Regions from separate parts of the Homo sapiens genome. Here all the other regions are linked to region 2. A link is a loop called in an ENCODE intact Hi-C map of the cell type or tissue named here. Cell type or tissue: Caco-2. All regions are shown on one strand. Region 1 overlaps TPST1 (tyrosylprotein sulfotransferase 1). Region 2 overlaps TPST1 (tyrosylprotein sulfotransferase 1). Region 3 overlaps TPST1 (tyrosylprotein sulfotransferase 1).

Region 1 (2,500 bases), 49 kb after region 2:
ATACCCACCAGCTAGATTGTGCCATTAACATGTTGCTGTATTTACTTTATCACTGTCCATCTCTCTGACCATCTATTTGTCCCTCTTTCCATCCATCAGTCTGTCTTTTTTTTGGTAAGCATTTCAAGTAAGTTGACTGACAATTTTTCTAAGCAGCTGTATCTTTATTTTGTTACTGTTTTTTTCCTGGATGTTGTAATTACAGTGTCAAGACATTTAATAATGCACATGTTTCAGCTAACCCTTTTCCCAATTTCTAGAAATCTGAGATTGCCAATAATCCCTGTCAATCTTAAATTATTTTTTAATTCTGGTAAATAGTGTCAAACCTGATTAGTGCCCTCTTTCTCAATTGTTTTGTAATCCAGACAACTGTTAGTCATTAAAACATAATTTATAGTGGTTTTAAAGCATGATTTTCTAAAAAATTTTAAATAAATATTTATTCATATTATGTTGTTTTCAGAGTGGAGAGATCTACAGACCAAGTAATCAAGCCAGTCAATGTAGGAGCTCTATCAAAATGGGTTGGGAAGATACCGCCAGATGTTTTACAAGACATGGCAGTGATTGCTCCTATGCTTGCCAAGCTTGGATATGACCCATATGCCAACCCACCTAACTACGGAAAACCTGATCCCAAAATTATTGAAAACACTCGAAGGGTAAGTGAGATTTTTTAAAGCAACTGAGAAAACTAGATTTTGAATTTGGGATCTGAATACGTTTTTTTCTTATTTTATTTCTTGCTATTTAATGATCAGAAAAATATATTTTTTTTTTTTTTCATTTATTTTTATTTTATTTTATTTTATTTTTTTTATTATACTCTAAGTTTTAGGGTACATGTGCACATTGTGCAGGTTAGTTACATATGTATACATGTGCCATGCTGGTGCGCTGCACCCACTAATGTGTCATCTAGCATTAGGTATATCTCCCAATACTATCCCTCCCCCCTCCCCCAACCCCACCACAGTCCCCAGAGTGTGATATTCCCCTTCCTGTGTCCATGTGATCTCATTGTTCAATTCCCACCTATGAGTGAGAATATGCGGTGTTTGGTTTTTTGTTCTTGCAATAGTTTACTGAGAATGATGGTTTCCAGTTTCATCCATGTCCCTACAAAGGATATGAACTCATCATTTTTTATGGCTGCATAGTATTCCATGGTGTATATGTGCCACATTTTCTTAATCCAGTCTATCATTGTTGGACATTTGGGTTGGTTCCAAGTCTTTGCTATTGTGAATAGTGCCGCAATAAACATACGTGTGCATGTGTCTTTATAGCAGCATGATTTATACTCATTTGGGTATATACCCAGTAATGGGATGGCTGGGTCAAATGGTATTTCTAGTTCTAGATCCCTGAGGAATCGCCACACTGACTTCCACAATGGTTGAACTAGTTTACAGTCCCACCAACAGTGTAAAAGTGTTCCTATTTCTCCGCATCCTCTCCAGCACCTGTTGTTTCCTGACTTTTTAATGATTGCCATTCTACCTGGTGTGAGATGATATCTCATAGTGGTTTTGATTTGCATTTCTCTGATGGCCAGTGATGATGAGCATTTCTTCATGGTTTTTTGGCTGCATAAATGTCTTCTTTTGAGAAGTGTCTGTTCATGTCCTTCGCCCACTTTTTGATGGGGTTGTTTGTTTTTTTCTTGTAAATTTGTTTGAGTTCATTGTAGATTCTGGATATTAGCCCTTTGTCAGATGAGTAGGATGCGAAAATTTTCTCCCATGTTGTAGGTTGCCTGTTCACTCTGATGGTAGTTTCTTTTGCTGTGCAGAAGCTCTTTAGTTTAATTAGATCCCATTTGTCAATTTTGTCTTTTGTTGCCATTGCTTTTGGTGTTTTGGACATGAAGTCCTTGCCCACGCCTATGTCCTGAATGGTAATGCCTAGGTTTTCTTCTAGGGTTTTTATGGTTTTAGGTTTAACGTTTAAATCTTTAATCCATCTTGAATTGATTTTTGTATAAGGTGTAAGGAAGGGATCCAGTTTCAGCTTTCTACATATGGCTAGCCAGTTTTCCCAGCACCATTTATTAAATAGGGAATCCTTTCCCCATTGCTTGTTTTTCTCAGGTTTGTCAAAGATCAGATAGTTGTAGATATGCGGCATTATTTCTGAGGGCTCTGTTCTGTTCCATTGATCTATATCTCTGTTTTGGTACCAGTACCATGCTGTTTTGGTTACTGTAGCCTTGTAGTATAGTTTGAAGTCAGGTAGTGTGATGCCTCCAGCTTTGTTCTTTTGGCTTAGGATTGACTTGGCAATGCGGGCTCTTTTTTGGTTCCATATGAACTTTAAAGTAGTTTTTTCCAATTCTGTGAAGAAAGTCATTGGTAGCTTGATGGGGATGGCATTGAATCTGTAAATTACCTTGGGCAGTATGGCCATTTTCACGATATTGATTCTTCCTACCCATGAGCATGGAATGTTCTTCCATTTGTTTGTGTCCTCTTTTATTTCCTTGAGCAGTGGTTTG
Region 2 (2,500 bases):
TACACTTCAATAAAGCTTTTTTAAAAACAAGTGTGCACACACTTTATAATTGTTTTCATTTTTAAGCATGGCTTTCTAGGAGTTGCCTTCCTGTCTGCATAGCTTAGTGATCAGTGGTCACCCAGTGCTTGGACAGTGGTTGCCTCAGACATCTTGAGCCAGTAAGGCATTTGTCCTCTGCCAGTAGATCTCTGTGGGTAGGGAGCACATACAAAGTTTAGGCTTTTTCAGATCTGCTGTCTTTTACTTTCCACCCAGTCCTTTCATGTCTCCTCTGTGCCTGCATGCCACTTCTGGGTTGGCCAACAAATGTGCCCCACCCAGACTGCAACCTCCACCTTCTAGAGCTGTTCACCCTCTCACTCGCCTCCCACCTGCTCCATCACTTACTCTGACAGTGCAGGTGGTCATGTGCGTTCTTCCCCACTCCAAACTCAGTGAACTGTCAGTCCTAATGGTTTGCCTTGCCCTGCTCTGCCTTGCAGAACCTCTGTACCTACTGAATGAGTAGATGAGGTGGGAGTAACCTTACACAGACCCTCATTGTTCTTACCCACCTTTTAGCAGTTTTTCAAGCATAAATGCTTCTCAGGTTGTTGTATTCTTCTGGTGGATTTCCAGAGCACTGAAAGGGTTGTTTTGCCCATTTCACCCAGCTTTATCATTGGTTTTTGGGGAGAGGAATTAACTACCTTCTCACTAGGCTGTAGCTGGAAGTCTTCCCTCTCAGAATGTATTTTTTAGTGTAGTTAGTCATTTCCCCAGGTATATTTACTGTATCCTTAGGGTTCTCCAGAAAAACAAAACCAAACCCCTGTGTTAGGGTTTTACAGAAAAACAACCAGTAGTCAGGGTAAGGCAAACCATTAGGACTGGCTGCTTTGCTAGTGGGTTGGAAGGGATCTCACTGAATTTAGAGTGGTGGGTAACGCGCATGCCCACTCTGTATATGGGGAGGGGTCGGGGGTAGGGAGAGAAAGAGACTGATTTTAAGGAATTCACTTATGCGATTGTGGGGCTTTCAAGTCTGAAATTCACAGGGCAGTTGGGCAGAGATGAGTTGATGTTGCAGTCTTGTTCCCGGACCAAACTGAGGGTCGGGTTGCTGTTTCTTGTGGCCCAATAACGAGATGCAGATGAACTGGGGAGGAAGAGAGTTTTTATTTCTGTAACTGTTACAGGGAGGCCTGGAAATTATCACCAGACCGACTTAAAATTACAAAGTTTTTCTGAGCTTATGTACCTTCTAACCTATATGTCTGCATGTAAGTGTGCATTCATCTGAAGATGTAAGTGATTAACTTCTTTTAATCTGTAACTAAAGTCTGAGTCCTGAAGCCCTTCTTCTGGAGCCTCAGTAAGTTTACTTCATCTAAGTGGGTCTAGGTTCTGGGGTGATTACCCTTATCTTATCTCCTGCTAAATCACGGAGATTTGGAGAGTTCCTTCAGACCTCCAATAAACTTGTTTGTGGAGGCCTGGGGAGTTTCTTCAGACCCCTAATAAAACTTGTTTAATCCTAAATGGGTCCTGTTAAGAATTCCTTCGTTATTTTGTCATGCTTTAAGGCCCAGGAAAGGCCTGGGCAAAACTCTTGGTGCGCTTTTGTTACATTCCAGCCTTTGTATAACAGCACTGGCTTTTTTTTTTTTTTTTTTAGCTTTTAATATTTAACTTAACCACTCAGTCAGTACTGAAACAGTTGTTATGGAGGCCTGCGTTAGTGAGACCTGGCCTGCCACAGTCTTAACTCCAGATTCTGCTCGGTAGCAGGCTGGACACACAGGCAGGGTTTCTATGTTGTAGTTCTTTTCCAGGAAACCTCAGTCTTTGCTCTTAAAGCCTTTACCTGTTAGATGAGGCCTTCCTGTATTATGGAGGGTAATCCACTTTACTAGAAATCTGTTGATTTAAGTGTTAATCACATCTAAAATATACCTTCACAGACATATCTAGATTGGTGTTTGATCAAACAACTGGACACCAAAGTCTAGCCAAGTTGACACATAAAATTAACTGTCACACTTGCCTTCTGAGGATTCAGGGTAAATTATTTTGGTGTACATGTAGTCTGGTTGCTGTCTGTTTCCCACTGTATACCCTTGCTCTAGCTAAACTAGCAGCTCCAGCTGTTTCATATACATGCTTCTGCTTTTGCACATCCATGTCTTTGGTCATAGTGTACCTGCAGCATGGAGTGCTTCCTGTGTCCAGATCTTACCTGTCCTTCTGAGGATTAGATCACAGATACTTATACATACAATTTTGTTTGCAGCCTATACACTAGCTTTCCTAAACTTCTTCCTGTCACCTAATTATGCTGTGTTCTGTCTTGCCATTGTGCTTTTGCACACAAGTTCCTTTGGTTTAGAATATCCCTCCCTCTGTCTTTTCTTTCTTAAAGAGACAGGGTCTCAGTGTGGGCTGGTCTCGAACTCCTGAGCTCAAATGATCCTCCCATCTCGGTCTCCCAAAGAGCTGTGATTACAGGCGTAAGCTG
Region 3 (2,500 bases), 89 kb after region 2:
CAGGGTTTCACCATGTTGGCCAGGCTGGTCTCGAACTCCTGAGCTCGTGATCTGCCCGCCTTGGCCTCCCAAATTGCTGGGGTTACAGGCGTGAGCCACCATGCCTGGCCTTTAATTTTTTTAAAAAGTAAAACTTCTTTAATTTTCTTCTCGCAAGAATTGAATAGAATGATAGAATGAATGCCAGTATTTTATAATGTTGTATCCAGCAGGTTGCAATCAGGGAGGCTCCAACAGAGTCACTTTTTCTGTCTTTTTATGTTCAATCTATGCTGTAAATTGGTTTCAGAAACTTCTGTGAGTCTATCAACTGTAAAAATGGAGATGACTATGAAAGGATCTTACGCTTTTATTCTTCTTTGATCCACATGTCTGTTTGTTCCTCCATCTAGAATATAAAGATGATTAAGACTCTACCTGTCTCCTTTAAGTCCAGTGAAGAAGATAGATTTACAATTAATGGTAATTCAGTATAACTGCCGTAAGAACAGGGCATTCAGAATGCCCTGTGAGCTCAGAGATGGCGCTACTGTATTCTCATGTTTAAAGGATAAGTAAAAGTTCCCCAGTTTGAGAAAAGAGGGGAAAAGGACTCCAGTGAAAGGAAATTGATGAAATTACTGTTGACTTTACTTGTATATATTAACTGTCTTTCAGTGTCTCTGAAAACTTGATTTGGGACTATTTCCTTTGAACAGAAATAATAGCATTCCTGCCTGATAAATGTCCTGTGGTCAAATAATATGATTTCCTAATCATTCTGCACACTAAACTTCCCCCCACCAGGAAATCAATGCCTTAATGCTAAATTTCCTCTGTACTACTTTCTGTAAGAGTAAGAGGTTCCTATTTCACAGTCACGACACATTCCCAACTCAATTCACATTCCAATCCATCTTGTCCAACTTCATTGAAAGTTGATACACTGAACCATTTCCTTTACTTAAAAGAAATAGAATTCTTCCTAAATTCTATCTACTGTTGGAATAGAAAGAATATCATGCTTCTAGACTGACTAATTTTTTTTCTTCTTGATATAAGTATTGACAACATTTATTCATTTGTTTCTAGGCAGCACAAGACTGTTGAACTTTCCTAGAACTGAGTCTGAGATTTGCAAAGCTGCCAAAATATTTTGAAACAAATGAAAATATGTAAACATGAATGTTATCAGCTGTTTTACAGTATTTGTGTTTTAGAGATAATGAGCATCTGGTGGACCACAGGAGCCCAGGGGGATTTCAAACTCCAGATTCCTTTTTGTGTAATCATATCTGGCTGGAGTTATTTGTTTTCTCTGCATGTGAAACTATCAAGTCATAATTCTTCAAAGGGGAATGTTTATTGCATTATTTAAAAATAATAAATTATATTACTAAATAAATAACAGCAGGCCAGGCATAAACCAATGATGAAAGTTTGTCAGAAACTAAGGCTTCTGATTAATTCTGTGCTCTGGACTATAATTGGAAGGAAGGATTATATTAGAGTTTACAATGAGTTTACAGAAAGAAAGGAGAGGGATAAATTATATTTAGTTCACAGTAAATCTGAATTCAGAACCCCTGGTTGTAAGACTAGTCTTTTAACCTTTAGAGTTAAAAAATGTATATGTACAGCTGGGTGCAGTGGTTCACGCCTGTAATCCTAGCACTTTGGGAGGCCAAGGTGGGTGGATCGCTTGAACCCAGGAGTTTGAGACCAGGATGGGCAAAATGGCAAAACCCTGACTCTATAAAAAATACAAAAATTAGCTAGGTGTGGTGGCAGGTGCCCATAGTCCTAGCTACTCAGGAGGCTGAGGTGGGAGGATCCCTTGAGTCTGGGAGGTCAAAGCTGCAGTGAGCCGTGATTGTGCTACTGTACTCCAGCCTGGGTGACAGAGAAAGACCCTGTCTTAAAAAAAAAAAAAAGTGCGTGTGTGTGTGTGTATGTACGTTGAAGAAAACTATGAGAAAAAGCAAAAATGTAGAGTCCATAATGCATAATGTTGTGTTAAGCACATAGTTTAGTCATTGGTACATATTTCTGGAGATGGTCTAAAGATCTATTTTTTAAAAACTGATTTTAGTTAAATCAGAGGTTAGCAAATCACAGCCTGCAGGCCAAATCTGGCCTATCATACATTTTGTTTGTCTCTTTGTTGTGTTTTTGGTGTTTTTTTTTCTTTCTTTTTTTTTTCCTTTCCTTTTTTTTTTTTTTTTTTTTTTTTTTTTGAGACAGAGTCTTGCTCTGTTACCCAGACCAGGCTGGAGTGCATTGGTGCGATCTCAGCTCACTGCAACCTCTGTCTCCCAGGTTCAAGCAATTCTCCTGCCTCAGCCTCCTGAGTAGCTGGGATTATAGGTGTGCACCACCATGCCCAGCTAATTTTTGTATTTTTAGTAGAGATGGGGTTTTACCATGTTGCCCAGGCTGGTCTCAAACTCCTGAGCTCAGGCAATCTTCTCGCCCCAGCCTCCCAAAGTGCTGGGATTACAGACGTGAGCCACCGCGCCTG

The links. Hi-C counts contacts between places; a loop is a spot of excess contacts. Peaks named below come from ENCODE experiments on the same cell type or tissue, not always from the same donor. Only the 100,000 strongest peaks of a DNase experiment are listed, where the experiment ranks them.
Region 1: a loop joins it to region 2, with 3 times the contacts of the local background. A loop is called at or near these places in 1 of 110 quality-filtered maps.
Region 3: it touches region 2 in a loop (10-fold over the local background); 1 of 110 quality-filtered maps calls a loop at or near these places.

The regions. Positions count from the first base shown.
Region 1 is chr7:66,286,045-66,288,544 of GRCh38, forward strand. TPST1 (tyrosylprotein sulfotransferase 1) reads left to right here. Exons shown (of 6, transcript NM_003596.4): 3 at 467-665. Among named protein-coding and RNA genes, the nearest start is that of TPST1, 82 kb to the left of the region's middle. In Caco-2, no CTCF peak of the experiment used is centred here; no DNase peak of the experiment used is centred here.
Region 2 is chr7:66,236,769-66,239,268 of GRCh38, forward strand. The region is part of intron 1 of TPST1 (tyrosylprotein sulfotransferase 1); the gene reads left to right. Among named protein-coding and RNA genes, the nearest start is that of TPST1, 33 kb to the left of the region's middle. In Caco-2, no CTCF peak of the experiment used is centred here; a DNase peak (open chromatin) is centred at 1,563.
Region 3 is chr7:66,325,824-66,328,323 of GRCh38, forward strand. The region is part of intron 3 of TPST1 (tyrosylprotein sulfotransferase 1); the gene reads left to right. Among named protein-coding and RNA genes, the nearest start is that of LINC00174, 73 kb to the right of the region's middle. In Caco-2, no CTCF peak of the experiment used is centred here; a DNase peak (open chromatin) is centred at 1,224.